2 separate regions of the Homo sapiens genome follow, and region 1 is linked to region 2. Evidence: read pairs that join two places in POLR2A ChIA-PET (ENCODE). Cell type or tissue: Caco-2. All regions are shown on one strand. Each heading gives the region's core, and the rest is flanking DNA. Links, peaks and the distances in the headings are about the cores only.

Region 1 (5,383 bases), core at 77-5,076, 130 kb after region 2:
CGCATGCCTGTAATCTCAGCTACTAGGGAGGCTGAGGCAGGAGAATCACTTGAACCTGGGAGGCAGAGGTTGTGGTGAGCCGAGATCGCACCATTGCACTCCAGCCTGGGCAACGAGATCGAAACTCTGCCTCAAAAAAAAAAAAAAAAAAAAAAAAAAAAAAGAATGAGGATGAGGATGAGGACAGCCAGGCTCGGTGGCTCACGCCTGTAATCCCAGCACTTTGGGAGGTGAGGCAGGTGGATAACCTGAGGTCAGTAGTTCTAGACCAGCCTGGCCAACATGGTGAAGCTCCATCTCTACTAAAAATACAAAAATTAGCTGGGCATTGTGGTGCACGCCTGTAATCCCAGCTACTCAGGAGGCTGAGGCAGGAAAATCACTTGAACTTGGGAGGTGGAGGTTGCAGTGAGCCAGATCATGACATTGCACTCCAGCCTGGGTGACAGAGTGAAACTTCATCTCCAAACAAACAAACAAACAGAATGAGGATGAGGGGAAGCCACAAGAGGGAAGAAGAAAGAAGAGCTAACTGTTTGGATCTGAAGAAAGGCTTTGCAGGGTGAGGGCTATCAGCAACTGTAGGGAGAGATCTGATACAAATATAACATCTATTTCCTTGGGGTCCTCAGATACTTTTCGATCCAACTTCCATGGAGTTTTCTCCCTGCGGCCCTCTAACCTCTCTCCATGCTGAGGATGCTCTCCTAACAGTGCTTGTGTTGTTTGGAAACAGTAAGTGTTATTAATCTGAATTCAGTCACAGAAGCAGAACCACGATGAGCTGTGGAGGAAGCGATTTATCATAGGAATTAGTCCTGGCCCCATTGTGAGAGGGATGGGGGATTGAAGGTCCAGGAGGAAATTGGAAGATGGGAGGAGCCACCCACCATCAGTCTGAGAAGCCCAGCACATCCAACTGTGCAAGTGGAAGGGGAAGCCGGTTGGGGAGACCTATGGGAAGCTGTTCCTACCTCTATGGGCCTGCAGCCAAGTGTCCAGTGGTGGCCCTGGGGCTCCTGTTGGTCAACAGGATCAGCACTCACAAAGAAGATCTGGACACAGAGTGAGGGAGAGTGAGGACAAGCGGGATCCGATTTCACGTCTACCTCTGTTTGTTACCATACCTAACCACAACAACCGTTGCAAAATAACCGCTCCTACTTCACTTCCACCTCCCATATCTTATGCAAATTCTTCTTTTGGTCAACTCTAACCCAAAGCCTTCAGGGAAGGGAATCCTGGGAAATGTGATTCCAACTTAGCAAGTCAGAACACTACACACTACCACACTAGGAAACAGTGTGGCCACCGGCAGAGCTCCCCCAGCAGTTGGCAGGGTACCCAGATGCAGAAGGTATAGGATGAATGAATGGTGGGGAGGGGTGAGGGAGTCTGAAAAGCATCCTTCAACCAATCAGAGCACGTTTTACTGTCCTGGAGCTTAAAATAGAGGAGAAAGCATTCTAAGAGTTTTCCTGCTAGGATGGGACAAAGGATATCTTTACTTGGCAAAGGTGAGTTTAGGTGGACCAGCTGCCTTCCCTCTAAACTGAGGTAACAGTCTGCAGCCAAGGTTTCCATAGCCCTTTGGTGCAGCCAGATTTAAAAAGAATGTTGTTCTTAGAAAGCCTGAAGCACATGCATATTTAAAGAGTTCTTTTAACACAGAGTTATCTGAGAGAAAATTACCTTAACACAAATTCCGAAGACTCCACATAGTTAAGATGCACAAATTCATTATCAATGGTGCTGAGAATAGCTCCTTGGAAGGGATAAAATGTTTATTAGAATCAATTAAAGTATGTTTGAGAGATTTATTTTTTCCATCTTTATTCTCCTATTTAAAGAAAGTGCTGAGTTGTATATTAACACTTCAAGGTCTCGGTCACTGTTTGTCTTGAAAAAAAGAGAGAAAATGTTTGTCATTCCAGGAGCATAATCAGTTGAGCCAGTGCACAATGACATAGTTAATTCACCAACGGAATTTGTTGCCATAGCTTCAGCGAGGGACGGGGTAGATTAAACAATAGCCTTTTTCACGACTGCAGCTTTCACCACAACCCGCCTGTCCCCGCACAACAGGCCATCATAGCGCTAGTTCAGAGCACAGCAATTGTCAATGAACAACAGCCCAGAGGGGACAAGAGGAGGCTTGTGGTAAGTAAAGCAAGAGTGCCTAGCAACTCAAATCTCTCCTTATTCAACAACTGGGACACTCCGAGCTCCTCCGAGCTTATCTTTGAGCGCTGGGCACAGAGAGCCTGCTTGACCTTTGGTCAAGTGAGCAACAAAAATTTCATCCTGTGACTCAAAAGAACTCCAAAGGGTAGAGGCCTCTAGAGAAGATAAAAAGATCAGGAGCAGGCATGGTAGGCCATCAGGAGTGCATCATGGAAGAGGACAATCGCGCTCCCCAATTGTGGCGCAAGGTAATGTGAATACTTTCTTATTGATTTTTGCCTTATTGAATATCAAAGTCAGTTCAAAAAGTAAAGTCCTATGTATCTGCAAGTGTAATGAATCTGTGCTAATTAATAGTCACACTAAAAATGGAAACATTATCTTCTCCGTCTTAAGTTGATTTAAAAAAAGACAAAGAAAAACAAATTGTGACTAATATTTCTTTATCCCCTTGCAGAGTATGTCAGCTCCCTGGATAGACTTAGATGACAAGAACAAATTTGCTTACTAAAAAAAAGGTCAGATCAATATGCTATGGGAGCCTGAGGGTATTGCAGAAATGTTTTAACAAAATGTTCTTTATCCTATGAAATGAGAAATTCTCCTAGTAGAAACGTCACAAAATCCTGATTAGAATACCCATTCCTTTTATTCTGAGATGGAGTTACGCTCTTGCTGCCCAGGCTGGAGTGCAATGGCACGATCTCGGCTCACTGCAACCTCTGCCTCCCGGGTTCAAGCGATTCTCCTGCCTCAGCCTCCCAAGTAGCTGGGACTACAGGCGTGCACCACCATGCCCAGCTAATTTCTGTGCTTTTAATAGAGACAAGGTTTCACCATGTTGGCCAGGCTGGTCTCGAAATCCTGACCTCAAGTGAAGACAATCCATTTCTGAATTCAATGTTATGCAACTGTCACTTAAGTGAGACCACTGTATATGGTCTTTTCTCTTGGGCAGAGGGTGCCCGGAGAATGTATTTCAAGGGGAACCTTGTTAAACTGAATGAGTTCTAGATGGAGAAAGTTTAGGCAGTGGGACAAAGTGTTAAGAAGGACCCCAGATGATGTGAAGAAGAGATTGAGGGCCAGAGGCAGCTTCCCAACAACGAGGCAGAGGGAATTTCTCTGCTTAACGGTGAAGCTGGTTTCACTCCACTACCCTGAGAATGGACACAGGCCCTGGTCTTTCCTGTACCAGCATCCCTTCAAAACCTTCTCATGCCCCTTGGAATGGATATGGGTGGCTGGTTTAAGCACCATATTACTCAGAAAGTAGTCTAGGTTCATATCCAGCAGACACTTGAGCTACATGACTGATTGATCATTTCGCCCAGTTGGTCCCTTCCCCAGTCACCTCCATGTTATCTTAAATTTGGAGAAATTTGTACTGTATATTGAAGACTCATGAGTTTTACTAGCCAATTGTATTGAGTTAATGGGGGAATCAGGAGGCATTGATTGATTGATTGATTGATTCATTCATTCATTCATTCATTCATGCCTCATTTCAAAATTAGATTTGAAGTAGTATCAAAATAACTAGATGTAGGCCAGCCACAGTGGCTCACACCTGTAATCTCAGCACTTTGGGAGACCTAGGCAGGCGAATCACTTGAGGTAAGGAGTTCTAAACCAGACTGGCCAACATGGTGAAACCCCCTCGCGACTAAAAATACAAAAAAATTAGCCAGGCATGGTGGTGGGCACCTGTAATCCCAGCTACTTGGGAGGCTGAGGCAGGAGAATTGCTTGAACCCAGGAGGTGGAGGTTACAGTGAGCCAAGATCATGCCACTGCACTCCAGACTGGGTAACAGAGTGAGACTCTGTTGCCAAAAAAAACAACTAGATTCAGTTCTGGACTGGTGCAGATATGGAAAGTTGAGATGATTCTTCTATGTTCCAGTCATGTAGAATTAAATCTGTGCAAATATCACTCCGTATTCTGATACCTTTTGCAAATTGAAAATAGACAAAGGCCTCTAATTTCATGGTCTCCCAAATGTATCACTTATCATTATTATAATAGTTGACATTATAGGGTGACATGTCCCGGGCTAAGTACTTTCCATGGCTTATTTTATGTAATTGTATTCAACAAAAGGACTCAAGCTCCTGACCATTTGCCTATGCTGCTAATTTGTGCCTTGATTTCTCTATTAAATTGAATAGGCTTATTTAACCTCCTTGAGCAATTAAAATGGATTACATTATTAATGGTAACAATAATAAAGAATGATTTTATTAACATTTTTCTCATGCTTTTCGGTTCTCAGTGTACTTTTCTCACACAGGCAGGCTCAACTTCTGTAAATTAAACTTTCTGACTACCAGCCCTTTGTGTACCATAGATTGATACCCCCACCCAAGCTGACACACGACCATTTCTGGTTACTGCTGGTGGAGTTACTTAACAGCCAATAGTTACAAGCATTGCTGCTAAATATTGAATCTGAAAGGTGAAAATAATCATGAACTTAATAATCTTTTATAGCTCTCAGGAAATGGAAACTACCTTTAAATAAGAGAGTTGAGTATTTATTTTCCACATGTTTAATTTTGGTACTTGGTTGGTACTTATTTGGAAATAAGAGAATGCCCAGACATTACCTCAATTCCTCTTACTTCAAATACTGTGATGTAGATATTATTTATATTCCCATTTCCTTCCTTCCTTCCTTCCTTCCTTCCTTCCTTCCTTCCTTTCTTTCTTTCTTTCTTTCTTTCTTTCTTTCTTTCTTTCTTTCTTTCTTTCTTTCTTTCTTTCTTTTTTTTTGAGACAAGGTCTTACTCTGTTGCCCAGGCTCGAGTGCAGTGGTGGAATCATAGCTGACTGTAACCTCAAACTATTAGGCTCAAGTGATCCTCCTGCCTCAGCCCCCCAAGGAGCTAGGACTGCAGGCATGCACCACCACATCTGGCTAATTTTTAAATATTTTGTAGAGATGGGGGTTTTGCTGTGTTTCTCAGGCTGGTCTTGAACTCCTGGCCTCAAGCGATCCTTCCACCTAAACCTCCCAACGCACTGGGATTACAGGTATGCGCCACTGAGCCCTAGCCTATATTCCCATTTTCAAGTGAGAAAATTGAAGCTCACAGAGGTTAATTGTCCAAGATAGCAAGGATAGAGCTGGAATTTGGGTTCCCAGCATCCAATTTCACTTTTTCTTTAAATCTACACTGTTGAATAAGGTAGCCGC
Region 2 (5,383 bases), core at 235-5,234:
CTGACAAATGAGGAAAATTAGGCTCTGAGATTTTGCCCAAAAGCTTGATCCAGAAGCTGGACTTTATGTTTCACTTTCTTTTCATTATGTCTCACTACCTTCTCAAAAAAAAAAAAAAAAAAAAAAAAAAAAAAAAAAAAAAAAAAAAAAAAAAAAAAAACCTCATACCACATAAATGTTCTAGAAGTCAACAATCAAACACTTATACATTACAGGTATTTTCCCCATTGAAGAAACACATTTTAAAAATAGCCACAAGTACCCAGAAAGGTCTACTAGACACAAGGTACAATGATTACAAGATGACCATTCATAAGTTCACTTTGAAGTGACAAGTGTAATATTAAAGCTGCCCATTCTGACAGAAAATCATTTTGTAAGTGCTAACGGCTAGAAAACAGGGCTATAAAGGCTTGCTAAATTCATTAATAAGGCAGTCTGCAGTTATCTGATTTCACAGCAACACCTGCATATTTATCTACTCATTACCAATTGGATGATGGAATTTTTTCAAGCACATTTCAAAAATCTGCCAACTTCAAGTATAAAAAAATAAACTTTGTGGTTAATTTTTCCCTTAACAAAGTACAGCTGTTGAGAATAATTGTTCAAGATCTTACCCTGTAATGTCAACTGCAGCAGAACAAAGAGTATTTAATTAGCAAATCTATCCAGTAATTCAACACCTATTATATAAAATGCCTTCGTGATTTTATTCAGGATAATTTGCTAAGAGGGTTATTACTGACATTCAGATGGAATTTAAAATTCCTACGCAAGTCGAGTCATAATAGCAGTAATGATCTCCCCAATCAGGAGACTCGGTGTCACACAAGGCTCTCTTGCAATGCAGCAGCCGATTTCCTGACTTCTTAATTCCTGGGCTCAGCTCAGTGAGAGCCCTTCACGCCGATATTTCAGTCAGCAATACATCTTTAATGGGACTCTATTAAAATAACTAGAACAAAAATGACTTTTTTTTGGTTAAAAAGAATGACAGCACTGCCATCATATCAATCATTGCAGGCTTTGCAGAACAGTGCCGTTAGGGGAAAAGAGGAGGGGGAAACAGGAAAGGGGTGGAGGTGGGGAGAGCAATAATTAAAATAATACGAAAAGGAATTTTAACCCCAGTCTGAGCTTCTGAAAGCTGGAAAAGGGTAGTGGGAACTAGAAAGGAAATTTAGATGTGTATCAAAAATTGTTTTCTAAAGAAAATAATGTGTTCATGAATATACCCACGATATGGTTTACTAAGCAGAAAGATGTTTTTTGTGTGTGCCAAGGTTAACAACAGCAACAACCTAAGACCAACTACTACTAAGATGTGTATTTGTAGGTTCTCCTAATAAGTTCAGGATAACACCTGAGTCTTTGTATCTTGTTAAAATAGAATACTGTTGTATCACAATGCATCCAAAGGTTATGAAATGTTTTTAGATGCTATTACAGACTAAAAGAGTATTTATTAATACTAAACAATAGAGAGAAAACACCAGCTTTCCACAGCTTAAAAAAAAAGTTTCAAGGTCCTATTCCGAAAACATGTCTACTATAGTATTACTTATTAACAAGAAACCCACTTTGGTGTATGATGCAGATATTAAACACAAAGAAAATCCTACAAGTTAAGAAAATGTTGAGTAAGGTGAAATTCTAAACAAATAATGCAAAAAGAGAATGACAACTGAAATCTCAATGGCTTTAGGATTCTTCCATTACCGATGATATAAAATTAGAAATAAACTGGAAATTAAACAATACATTAGCATAACAGGGGTAGTAAAATATAAATGGTTTTGAAGGCTAGGAAAGAGAAAGGCAGGTGAAATATTAATATAAATATTATGATATTTGATAATCCAACCATTACCTAAGCATTCCACATTCCAAATTTCAGCAACTGCCAAGCAGGACTCAGTGCTACTCAGTTCTCTCACTTGATGAACATTTATTTCCTCCTTATTCTATTAGATTGTCTTTTTCCTATTCTCTGTTATTCTTAGATTTGTGTCTTCCTCTAAAAATGTTCAAGAAATATGGGCTATGGATTTAATAAGCATGGTACTTTCTGTCTTCACTACTTAACACTTCTGTGATACTGGGCTACTTACTGCCTTTAAACCTTAGTTTTATTTTCTCTAATATTGGGGTGATATTACCACCTTGTTCCCTGAGCTAGGTAAGAATAAAAAGAACCACAGGCTTAAAAAGTGCTTTGCAAAGATAAAATGTTATACAAATATTCGTGCTTTTTTTTTTTTTTTTTTTTTTTTTTTTTTTAAGTCTAGGGTCTGAAATCAGAGCACTTGTTTAATCTGCCAATTACCAGCTAAGTGATTTGGGACCAAGTTGGTTTCCTTTTCTAGGTCTCAATATCCTCATTTATAAAATGAAGAGGTTGAGATTCCTCACAGGTCTAAAAATCTAGAATCCAACTTTGACATGTAGAAATGTCTCTTCATTATATTTGGTTGGTTTGTATTTCAATCACATTTACTTCTTCAGTATTAGGAAAAGGAAGTACTAGTGTACCTAACAAGGATAATTAGCGTTGTGAGGATATATTTCCATATTCTAGGTTGCTTTTGAGGGCTATGTGGTTGTAAAATAACTAGAAACACGTAAGTTCTCACAAGTTGTCTGGATACATCTTTATGCACTTAATGTGAGTGGGTACATTTAAAATACATAATAACATCCAACACCTGTTGAGATCTCTTTTCCACACTTCGGGGGTATATATACACATCTACATATATATCAAGATTTCTCAACTTCAGTACTATTAACATTTTAGGCTGAATAATTATTTATTATAAGGAGCTATCCTGTGTCTATTGCAGGATGTTTAGCAGCATCCCTAGCCCCTACCCACTAGATTTCATCAGTAGTATGAGTACACACATATGCCGTGTGCTCTCCTTCTCTCCAGCTGTGACAACCAAAATTGTGTCCAGATATTGTCAAGCACTTCCTAGGAAGAGCAAAACTGCACCGGTTGAGAATCAGTGATACACACTGATGACAGCGTTTTCTCTATCCAGGCACACATTCAACTGTTGGTCCCATAAGCATTCATTCTAAATCCCACCCATCTCCTCCAAACCCTTAACCAGCTCCAAACATGATAACTGGCCCCTCCAGAAACCTTCAACCAGAACCAAGGACTGGTTTCCTTTCTATCTTTTATTTTATTATTGTTATTTTTTTTTGAGATGGAGTCTTGCTCTGTCGCCCAGGCTGGGAGTGCAGTGGCACGATCTCGGCTCACTGCAAACTCTACCTTCCAGGTTCAAGCAATTCTCCTGCCTCAGCCTCCCGAGTAGCTGGTATTACAGGCAGGCGCCACCACGCCCAGCTAATTTTTGTATTTTTAATAGAGACGGGGTTTCACCATGTTGGCCAGGTTGGCCTGGAACTCCCGACCTCAGGTGAGCCACCTTCCTCGGCTTCCCAAAGTGCTGGGATTACAGGCATGAGCCACCACGCCTGGCCCCAAATGGTTTCCTTTCTAATCCAATGAGCCCACATATGCTACACTAACTATACTGCATCTTTCCAATGTGGCACCTTTTCTGCATTCCCATGTCCTTCCTTCAGACACCCATCACTCTCTTGGCCTACTTGTCTCTAGCATCACTACCTCCCAAGCCAATCTTCACACTTTGCCAGTGTTCTTTCTATAATAAAATGTACTTCTTGAAATAAAATTCAAACCCCTGAGCCTGTCCTTGAGACTCATCTAGTTGAGGCCTATCTCATCTTCTAACACTTCCTACATGCACCTTCAAACCAGCCCTCTCAAAATATTTTAGGTTCATTAAACAGGCTATGCTTTTCTTCTTGCTTCTGTGTTTTTACATGCTCTTTCCCCAAGTGGTTAAAAATGTGAGTTGAGAAGTTAGGCTGTGTGATGGTTAATTTTATGTGTCAACTTGGCTAAGTCACGGTACCCAGATATTTGGTCAAACACCAGTCTAGATGTCACTGTAAAGGTATTTTTTTAAAATGAGATTAACATTTAAATCAGTTGACTTTGAGTACAGCAGTATATCCACCACAGTGTGAGCGGGCCCCATCAAATCAGTTGATGGCCCTAAAAGGAAAAGACTGAGGTCTCTCAAGGGAGAACGAATTCTGCTGCAGACTGCTTTCGAACTGTAGCTGAAACATCAACTATTCCCTGGGCTGCCGGCCTGCCCTACAGATTTCAGACTTGACAGCCTCCACAATAAATGTCACACACACACACACACACACACACACACACACACACACACACACACCCACCCACCTCTCCTAGTGGCTCTGTTTCTCTGGAAAACCCTAATATAGGCTACCTGGGTTCAAAGCCTAATAGCACTGCTAATAAGCTGTGCGATGACCTCAGGCAAACAATATAACCTCTCTAACCTTCCAATTCCTCAACTGTAAAATGGAGATAGCAACTGAAGCTTCCTAATAGGGCTACTGTGAGCATTAAATTTAACGATGTATGTACTTTGTTTTGTATGGTCTCTGGGACATAAGAGCTCAATAAATGTTAGGGGTTATTATTACCTAACATCTACTTATTTCACAAGGAACTTAATACTGTCAGAAAAGCCTTCTCGAGACTCCCCAACCGAATGATATTAATGAATATCCTAGTCCTATGTATCCCCCAAAGTACTCTGTGCATACCACAACACACCACTCTCTTACAAAAGGTAAGATTAAGAGACCATAAGCAAATTATAGGCAGAGATCATATCATGGGCATTAAACCTAACGAAATGCCTGGCACAAAGTAATAATTCAATAAATATTTATTTTTTAGGCTCTAGTAAAAGGAGGAAAACTCCTAGTGGTCCAGCTTAAGAAGAGCAAACCATTATCGATCAGTAAGTGCATCTCCACAACAACAGGACCCTAAAGTTGGTTACAAAAAGCAGCAATTAAGCCCACACACAGTACACATTTAAATGCTGGCTTTTTCCATGCAAGAAATGAAGAGTGAATCAGTTTTGATCCCACCTTCAAACACAATGCATGTTATATAAACAAATATTCACTCAAGAGAAAAGAATTTCTATTCCAATGACAAAGGCCCATTAATTATAAACTTGACTATAAGTGTACCTCTCCCATACAACTATAGTTTCCAGATAAACTGATTTTGTTTTAAATCCTTAATTTACAACCTAGACCTTCTGGTAGCTCATGTATGAAGAATATAAAACACTGAATAAACAACAATTTCTGAAAGGCTTCTCCTCCCAAAAAGACAAATTTAATACGATTTATGAGTATCTCTCCATTATTGCCCTACAGTTTGACAGGGCTATTATTTTGATCCCAAAACTTAAAATACTACAAACTATGCCTTTGAATGTGTGAA

What was found. ChIA-PET counts read pairs that join two places held together with the same protein. Peaks named below come from ENCODE experiments on the same cell type or tissue, not always from the same donor. Only the 100,000 strongest peaks of a DNase experiment are listed, where the experiment ranks them.
Region 1: POLR2A ChIA-PET joins it to region 2 with 10 read pairs; 2 of 35 experiments call an interaction of 5 or more read pairs at or near these places.

The regions. Positions count from the first base shown.
Region 1 is chrX:24,669,619-24,675,001 of GRCh38, reverse strand. It overlaps a transcript of PCYT1B not described here. Among named protein-coding and RNA genes, the nearest start is that of POLA1, 22 kb to the left of the region's middle. In Caco-2, for the core only: no CTCF peak of the experiment used is centred there; a DNase peak (open chromatin) is centred at 2,171; H3K4me3 peaks cover 620 bases.
Region 2 is chrX:24,800,831-24,806,213 of GRCh38, reverse strand. The region is part of intron 26 of POLA1 (DNA polymerase alpha 1, catalytic subunit); the gene reads right to left. Among named protein-coding and RNA genes, the nearest start is that of POLA1, 110 kb to the right of the region's middle. In Caco-2, for the core only: no CTCF peak of the experiment used is centred there; no DNase peak of the experiment used is centred there.